Linked DNA regions of Homo sapiens: region 1 is linked to region 2. Evidence: read pairs that join two places in POLR2A ChIA-PET (ENCODE). Cell type or tissue: Panc1. All regions are shown on one strand. Each heading gives the region's core, and the rest is flanking DNA. Links, peaks and the distances in the headings are about the cores only.

Region 1 (4,396 bases), core at 211-4,210, 60 kb after region 2:
CGCACAACCACATCTGGCTCATTATATTTATTTATTTATTTATTTTGTAGAGACAGGGTTTCACCCTGTTGCCCCAGCTGGTCTCGAACTCCTGGGCTCAAGTGATCCACCCACCTCAGCCTCCCAAATTGCTAGGATTACAAGCATGAGCCACTATGCCTGGCCATTTCCAATTTTCAAACCTAATGTTTCCAAAACCAATTCAGCAAGTGAGTTTACACAACCACAGTAAGCCATGTGAACTCACGGCAGACAGGAAGGAATTCATTTGTTCTCTCATTCAAAAATGGCTTCTTGGTCAGGCAGTGTGGCTCACACCTCCCAGCACTTTGGGAGGCCGAGGCAGGAGTATTGCTTGAGTTTAGGAGTTTGAGACCAGCCTGGGCAACATAGTAAGACTCTGTCTCTACAAAAACAAAACAAAACAAAAAATCTTAGCCAGGCATGGTAGCACGTGCCTAAAATCCCAGCTACTCAGGAGGCTGAGGTTGGAGGATTGCTCGAGCCCAGGAGTTTGAGGCTGCAGTAAGCCATGATCATGCCACTGCACTCCAGCCTGGGTGACAGAGCCCTCTCAAAATAAATAAACAAATAAATAAATAAATAAATAAAATCCCCTTCCTTAGCTGCCCTCAACAACTGATATCTCAATATTAGAAAAGAGAATGTTACAGCTAGAAGGATCCTTAATGTTCCTTTCCACCCAAAGAAGCTGACTTGCTCAAGGTTACAGGGCCAGTTATAAACTGGGTAAGAGATTGGGATAATAAAGTTAGTTGGGATCGCGAAGTGTTCCTCTTGGAAACATGAATTTTCCAAGAAAAGGGAAATCTTAGGCCAGCACTTTAGTGGAAATGAAGTTATCTCACAAGAAGACATGGACGCAAAGGCAGAGGAGGTGACTCTGGAAAAGGAGTGACACAGTTGGCACACTTGGCCCCTTCGATGGCACTGCGTGGTCCTCCCAGGTGAGACCAGCATTGCATTTGTATTCCTGTCCTTCTTAAACCTTAAGAAGGTGCTTTATGAAGTGGGCCCTATGTCTCTTGTCCTTTCGTGCTAGGAGAAATATTAAATAGATAGAAACCCCATACTCCATCTGGCTGGCCGCTGAGCGGTACACCCAGGGGATGTAACTTGGAGCAGGACAGAAGTGAAGTCTGTGGCCTTAATTTCCCAGTGTTATTCAGGTTCTCCCTTGGGTTCTCTCCACTAGCAGCAGAGATTTCCTTGGACTCAGGTAACACTGGTTTAACCACCCAAGGGCTTTCTGTGGCTCCCTAAACTGAGGCTCCTCCAGCTTCTGAAATCCCTCTTGCCACCTGCCTGTTACTCCAGCTGTTTCTCTGGGACTAGGCCCAGGAGAATGGGAAAAAAAGTGGAAAAGAAACGGATAGAAGCCCATTCCTTTGTAACCAAAAGCAAAAGTTATACAGAACTCGAACGGAAAAAGAGATTTGATCTGGGAGTTTTCCCAGAATGGAATGCGCATGTATTAAAACAATTACTGTAAAACAATGACTGTCGCTATCATTTGTGAGCTGGTTGTGGATTTCAACAATCACTTTGCTGACTTTTTGGCAGTAAGTGTGAGTTTTCCTGTTCTATGAGACCTTTGGGAGTGTTCTCAAAATCCTATGAAATCATCTGACTGCCTACAGGAAACCCTGATTGGTATTAATTTTCATCCTTTCCCTTTTGATGTTGAAGTAGACTGAAACACTTCCTGCTTTTCTACGTTCTTTTTCTTTCCACCGCTCTCCCATCCCAAATGGTTATAGTATTTCCAAATGCAAGGAGCTAGTTGTGGAAAATTAAGGAATAGTCTCCTGTTACAGGCTCAAATGTCTAAGGATCCCAAAGGGGAAACATATATGTGCCTTTAGTAAAAATCTGGATGTGTTGATTAGCAATGGCTGCAGAATTTAAATACCTTTGGTAGGTTGAAACTAGAAGAAAGTCTCCTCCTCTGTATGGAATGGTAGCTAAGTAATGGAAGAGCAGACAACTTTTAGACTGAGCTCAAAGTTAATTAAAGCTCCTTAGTTATAGTCTGGGGCATTTGGGTATATATTTCTATTTTATTTGAAACAGGATTATTAAATATTTGTTATGCCAAACTGAAGTTAGAAAAATATAAAACAATACATATTTTTAAATTGTTATTATTTATTTTTACTAGAAGTGTCTTGAATACATAAAACAATATATAAACTATTTTTATGTTCTTGTTAACATTGTAGAGATTTTAAAAAATTTTAGCTTAGTGCGTTTAGGATACTCAAACCTGCTCTTTCTTTCTTTCTCTCTTTCTTTCTTTCTCTCTCTCTCTTCTTTCTTTCTTTCTTCCTTTCTCTTTCTTTCTTTTTTTTTTTTTGAGACAGAGTTTCACTCTTGTCACCCAGGCTGGAGTGCAGTGGCATGATCTTGACTCATTGCAACTTCTGCCTCCCGAGTTCAAGGGATTCTCCTGCCTCCCGAGTTCAAGGGATTCTCCTGCCTCAGCTTCCTGGGTAGCTGGGAATATAGGCACCCACCACCACACCCAGCTAATTTTTGTATTTTTAATAAGAGATGGGGTTTCACCATGTTGGTCGGGCTGGTCTCAAACACCTGGCCTCAAGTGATCCACCCGCCTTGGCTTCCCAAAGTGCTGGGATTACAAGCATGAGCCACCAACCCCGGCCAAATCTGCGTTTTATTTCCAAATGTTATATTTTTACATTGCCTAACTTAATTATTGTTTTATTTTTAGGTTTAGAGTGATGTTCATTAATCTTTTTTCACCCTGAGACTTTGTCCTTATCAGCATAGAATTTATGATTGAAGCAAAAATCACCGAGTCTGAAACTCTTGGTATTATATTGACTTGTTCTGAGATTATGAGTCCCATAAAGTTAAATTGGAACTGTAAGAACAGCTGGTGTAAATGGCATTCTGTTCTTTTTGGATAATCTGCAACTCGATAGGGGGTACAAAAAGTAATAAAAATCCACAGGAAAAAATGCAGGCTTGATTGTTCCCTCTTTGTCTGTGGCACCCTCCTTCGTTAGTAGCTTCTGCACTTCAGGGCAAGGACATCCAGTTCTTTTGTGGGTACTGCCTCATCTATCAACTCTTCCAAGGTACAACGATAAGGCCTTGAAAATAGAATTTAGCAACATCAATGTTTCTCTTTTTATTAGAAAAGATTAATCAACTTTTCCAAGTATGATTTAAAGTAGGTGAGGTTTTTGAATATTTATCTAATTGACATTGATCTTTGAGTTAGAGATAGGGCTCAGTAAAAGAAAGCCAAATACCAGCTTTCCAACTGTAGAATGACTTAACGTTCCTGAATGATCAGAAGAATTTGAATAAGTGAGGCAGCACTTGAAAAATAAAATATAATAAAGTTTGAAGTCTTTACTACCTGAATTATCTGATAGGGAACCTGGCATGTTCAGGGAGATAACTACATTACCGTGGTGTGAAGAATTCAGACCAAATGGAATTAAATGAAAGACAAGAACATGAGCAGTCTGGATAATTTAGTTAACCAGTGATGACTTTGCACTGATGTAATGTCATAGATAAGAATGCTTAGCTCTAACTGTAGGATATTTTCCAGGCAGAAAACTGCAGACGTTTTTGGTATCTCTCAAGATAAAAGATAACTTAAGAACATACACGAGACAATTATATGTGAAAAAATTAAATAATTTTGAATTTTCTGAAAATAGTTAAAAAGAAATGTGAGGGAAAGAAAATAAGAGAAGAACCTCAGATTGCGAAATAAAGTTGAATATTTAGAGCAACTTGCTTTCTTTCTTTCTTTTATTCTGGAAAACATTACATTGTTTTTAACTGGGGAAGGAGACTGGCTTTTTGCAGATTAATAATTTGCTTAAAAGTTTGCTTAATTTGCTCCTCTGTGTTTATCAAATTATAGGTATAACCACCAATCCAAAATACTCCATCCCTTGCTCTCACATAAAGAAGTAATAAATTTTGAACAAGCTTAAAACGTTAATATCACATTGGTCCTCGAACTCCCTTGTTTGTGTTTATTTACCAGGTCACTTTCCTTGGATGAAAGACTACAGAAGAAATCCACCTTTAGAAAGTCACATGGTGTTTTTGATCTAAAAGGCTACTCATCATTTCTGAATCCTCCTAGTGCTTAGTTTAGTGAGTACCTAATACGTATTTCATCAACTGAATAAATGACTTAAACATGCAAGAAGGGTCAAAGTCAGAAAAACGGAAGAGCTGGAAAGAAATCTAGAAGATCTGGGTTCTAGTATCTGTTCTACATATTAATTCAATTTTAAAAAGGCTTATTGAACTCCTTGTATGTGCGAGGAATTGTAGTAAACATTAAGACACAAATGAAGAGTTCTGATCTGGAAGATGG
Region 2 (4,396 bases), core at 280-4,279:
GTCTATGCTCTTTCCTCTATACCATAGTGGCTCTTGACTCTTTACTTACTCTTTGGCATGGCAGTGGAAATCAGTACTATTAATATATGAATTTCAGGTTAAGTTCCCTTCAGTTTTTCTGTGCAGGCATAGAGGATAGGATATAAATAGTTCCAGTTTTTTTTTTTTTTTTTTTTTTTTGGACGGAGTTTCACTCTTGTTGTCCAGGCTGGAGTGCAATGGCGCGATCTCGGCTCACTGCAACCTCTGCCCCCTGGGTTCAAGCGATTCTCCTGCCTCAGACTCCCAAGTAGCTGGGATTACAGGTATATGCAACCACGCCCAGCTAATTTTGTATTTTTAGAAGAAATGGGGTCTCTCCATGTTGGTCAGGCCGGACTCGAAATCCCAACCTCAGGTGATTCGCTCGCCTTGGCCTCCCGAAGTGCTGGGATTACAGGTGTGAGCCACAGCGCTCAGCCTTTTTTTTTTTTTTTAATCATGCCACATTGTTTTTAATTACATACAAAGATCTAACATGTCACCCAGGGACCACTTCACCCACTGCTTGGTTTGGCCGCCAGTCTTTGTCTCTCTCTTCAGCGATGGTGAGGCGGATATCCTGTCCTTGGGAAAGAGAAATCCATGGTTTATTGCTCTTGCCAATAACAAAAATGTTGAAAAGTCGAGTGGCAAAGCTGTTGCCATTGGCATCTTTAACATAAACTACGTCAAAAGATCCAGGGTGCTTCTCTCAGTTGATGATCACACCAATTCTTCCCAGGTTAGTACCTCTAGTCACCAGTGTCGAACTCGATGAAATCAATACTCTTGCCAGTCTCCAAATCAATCTGAATGGTATCATTCACCTCGATGAGGGGTCAGGGTAGCGGACGGTGCAAGCATCATGAGTCACCAGGTGAGGGATTCCTTTTGTGCCCACAAAGATTTTTCTCAGTTTGCACAACTTGTACTTGGCCTCCTCAGGTGTAATACAATGTACAGCAAAGCGATCCTTGGTGTCATAGATCAGACGGAAATTCTCTCTTGTCAATGCTGATGACATCCATGAATCCAGCAGGGTAGGTTGTATCAGTTCAAACCTTGCCATCGATCTTAATGAACTGCTGCATGCAAATCTTCTTTACTTCATCTCCTGTCAGGGCATATTTAAGTCTGATCCTTAGGAAAATGATGATGGGGAGAGACTCTCTCAACTTGTGGGGACCAGTGAATGGATGAGGAGCAAACACACCAGTCAATTTATCCAGCATCCAGTGCTTTGGAGCTGCTACCAGCTTCAGATGCTTCTTGGGACCACGAGCCATGGCTGCGTTAGGCAAGGAAAGAGGACCTCTGTCTTCTGGTGCGCATAGAAATTCAGTAGTTCCAGTTTTTACAAATCAATATGTTTCTTGAAAACATGCCAAGAAGCAGATTGTCATGAAGCATACCGAGCATCCAGGGCTATGTCCAGTTATTGATAGTGAGAAGTAAAGGAGAAAGCAATGAACAGTGTTGAATGATAGACAGACACCAAGCATCGACCCTCTTCAGTCCCTCTGCTCATAGTAGACATGTAATCATTAAGAAACACAAATTCGATTATGCCTTTACCACACTCTATAAATTTGCTTTGATCTGTGTGATTGTTTATGAAGTTAATGGCAGTCGCCCCAGCAGACTCTACGCTCTACAGGGCAGGGAGCATGTCTCTTTCACTTGCCACTGGATCTCTGTGCTTAACTGTGTCTGGCCCTGATCCTTTAACACAGCAGGGTTGTTCCTGACTCCAGATCTTTGCACGGAATTTTCCCTGGGTCTGGAAAGCAGTACTGCTGACTCCGCCACTGTCCGCCTACATGCTCCTCTGGCTCACTTCATTCAAGATTGTGCTCAAATGGCCCCTCATCCAAGCAGCCCTCACTGACTACTCTTCTAAAATAACACTCTGTGTCCCTACTCCACATTCATCGCCTCCTCATCCTTTGCCTTTCTTATTTAAATATTTTTTCTACCACTAATCACCTACCAACATTATATTATTATTAATTTTAAGAATCTGTCTTCTAGAATATCAGTTCATTGAAGGCAGAGACTTTACTGCTGGGTCCTTAGTACCTACAATAGTGTCTGGAAATAACACGTTTAGTAGATGTTTCATCTAATTGGTTAATATATAAATACTTAATTGAGTTAATGAACACCTCCTAAAATTCATCCCTCAGTTCTGTCCATAGCAGATGTTACGGTGCCCTGAGCCACCCCCTCTCAGCCCGCCTCTGCTTCAGCTGTGGCTGTGGTGGACGATTTCAGTGCATGCAGTGTTGGTTCACCTCAAGTGCAGGCAGAGTCCCTGGCTTTTCTCCACCAGCTTTCTCAGATGATGCCTGGGAAGTTGCCTCGCTGCCTGGAAATGCAAGGGAGTTACTGTCCTCAGGGGCAACACTCACCAGTAGGGAAAAGGAGTCAGTGGATAAATGGTGCAGGATCTCCACTTCAGAGAGGCAGGTGTGCACCATCTACAGAGGTGCTCAGAGTCCCCATCAGGATTGACCCGCAGGAATAAGGACAATAAGCTCTACTAGGTACCCTTCATGACCTTTCCCTTCTTCCCCCACCAACCACTCCACCTGTGCTGTTGCTCTGGTTTCCTTGGATCATTTTTTAAATTAACGATCTGCCTCCAAGTCTGCATGGAAAAAACCCAATCCAAGAGACTGTCCCTTCCAACACTATGATCAATAACACAGTTGTGAATAATCACCGCATATTTGTCTAATTTGTTTAAAAATATTAGCAATCGTTTATTTTTTTTCTTTTTTCTTTTCTTTTCTTTTCTTTTTTTTTTTTTTTTTGAGACAGAGTCTTGCTCTGTCACCCGGGCTGGAGTGCAGTGGCATGATCTCGGCTCACTGCAACCTCTGCCACCCGGGTTCTAGAAATTCTCATGCCTCAGCCTCTCGAGTAGCTGGGATTACAGGCATGTGTCACCTTCCCCAGCTAATTTTTTTTTTTTTGTATTTGTAGTAGAGATGGGGTTTCCCCAGGTTGGCCAGGATAGTCTCAATCTCCTGGCCTCCAGTGATCCACTTACCTCAGCCTCCCAAAGTGCTGGGATTACAGGCGTGAGCCACCATGGCCAGCTTAAATTTTTTTTTTCTTTTACTTTTGTAGAGATGACAAAGTCTCACTATATTGACCAGGCTAGTCTTGAACTCCTGGCCTCAAACAATCCTTCTGCCTTGAGTTCCCAAAGTGCTGGGATTACAGGCATGAGCCACTGTACCTGGCAAATAGTTTATGTTGCTAATGGGGTTTATGGTTTACCAAGTACAGAATCACGATTCAAATAAGATATTGAAAATATCTGGAAAAATGAGTTGAATTCAAGAAATAAAATCTAACAGGAAAAAGTATAAAAGCCAAGTCTTAGGTTAAAAAAAAAAAAACAACAACAAAAACCCACATACATAGAGGAAAGAAAGAACCCAGACCTCACCCTGGTAGTTTTTCTTCATTAGGCAGCCTTGACATTTTAACTCTTAAGACTTGGTAGTTTCTACAACCCAAGTGGCTCTTGAATCTTTACACAGAACTTGTTGCAGCAGGAAAGTCCAGCCTGAGTCCAGGCTGTCCAGAAAGCCTCACTGTGGCAAACATGCACCAAATGACATCAGCTTTCCAAACGGGGTGCCTGTGAATGCTCCACATCCAGCTGCCTGGGAAAATTAATCCCTGATTTGTAGCAAATGCCTATTCCCACAGTGTAAACTTCCACTGTAGCTAATTTTAAGCTACCAACATGACAACAGTAAACGTGGAGTTGGGAAGCGATACACACAATTGGCTCTCATGAACCTGTAGGGGCCAGCTCCAGCATTTTAAAAGTAGAAAGCATCATTTACTTCTTTATCAAGTACCGCCCCAGTTTATTAGGGAGTTGGAAAATAATACTGTAAAGTTTTGATCAACTAATTCAATGAATGGCCAACAACATGCATAAGTGTGGAAATAGCTAATGAGGCCGGGCACGATGGCACATGCCTGTAATCCCAGCTACTCGGGAGGCCGAGGCAGGTGGATCACAAGCTCAGGAGTTCAAGACCAGCCTGGCCAACATAGTGAAACACTGTCTGTACTAAAAATACAAAAAATTAGCTGGGCATGGTGGCACACACCTGTAATCCCAGCTACTCGGGAGGCTGAGGCAGGAGAATCACTTGAACCCAGGAGGCAGAGGTTGTAGAGAGCCAAGATCGTGCCACAGCACCCTAGCCTGGGTGACAGAGCAAGACCCCATCTCAAAAAAAAAAAAAAAAAAAAAAAAGAAATAGCTAATGAGTATGAGTTTGGGCAAAATTTGGTGAGTGAGTATGAGTTTCCCAAAGTTTGCCTGGTTTTAGGGACAGCCGTC

The links. Peaks named below come from ENCODE experiments on the same cell type or tissue, not always from the same donor. Only the 100,000 strongest peaks of a DNase experiment are listed, where the experiment ranks them.
Region 1: POLR2A ChIA-PET joins it to region 2 with 6 read pairs; 6 of 35 experiments call an interaction of 5 or more read pairs at or near these places.

Annotation. Positions count from the first base shown.
Region 1 is chr6:154,513,208-154,517,603 of GRCh38, reverse strand. The region is part of intron 1 of LOC101928868 (a long non-coding RNA gene); the gene reads right to left. Among named protein-coding and RNA genes, the nearest start is that of CNKSR3, 4.7 kb to the right of the region's middle. RefSeq lists a cis regulatory region at 3,420-3,660. In Panc1, for the core only: no CTCF peak of the experiment used is centred there; no DNase peak of the experiment used is centred there; H3K27ac peaks cover 311 bases.
Region 2 is chr6:154,573,220-154,577,615 of GRCh38, reverse strand. It overlaps the pseudogene RPS4XP8. Among named protein-coding and RNA genes, the nearest start is that of CNKSR3, 65 kb to the right of the region's middle. In Panc1, for the core only: no CTCF peak of the experiment used is centred there; no DNase peak of the experiment used is centred there.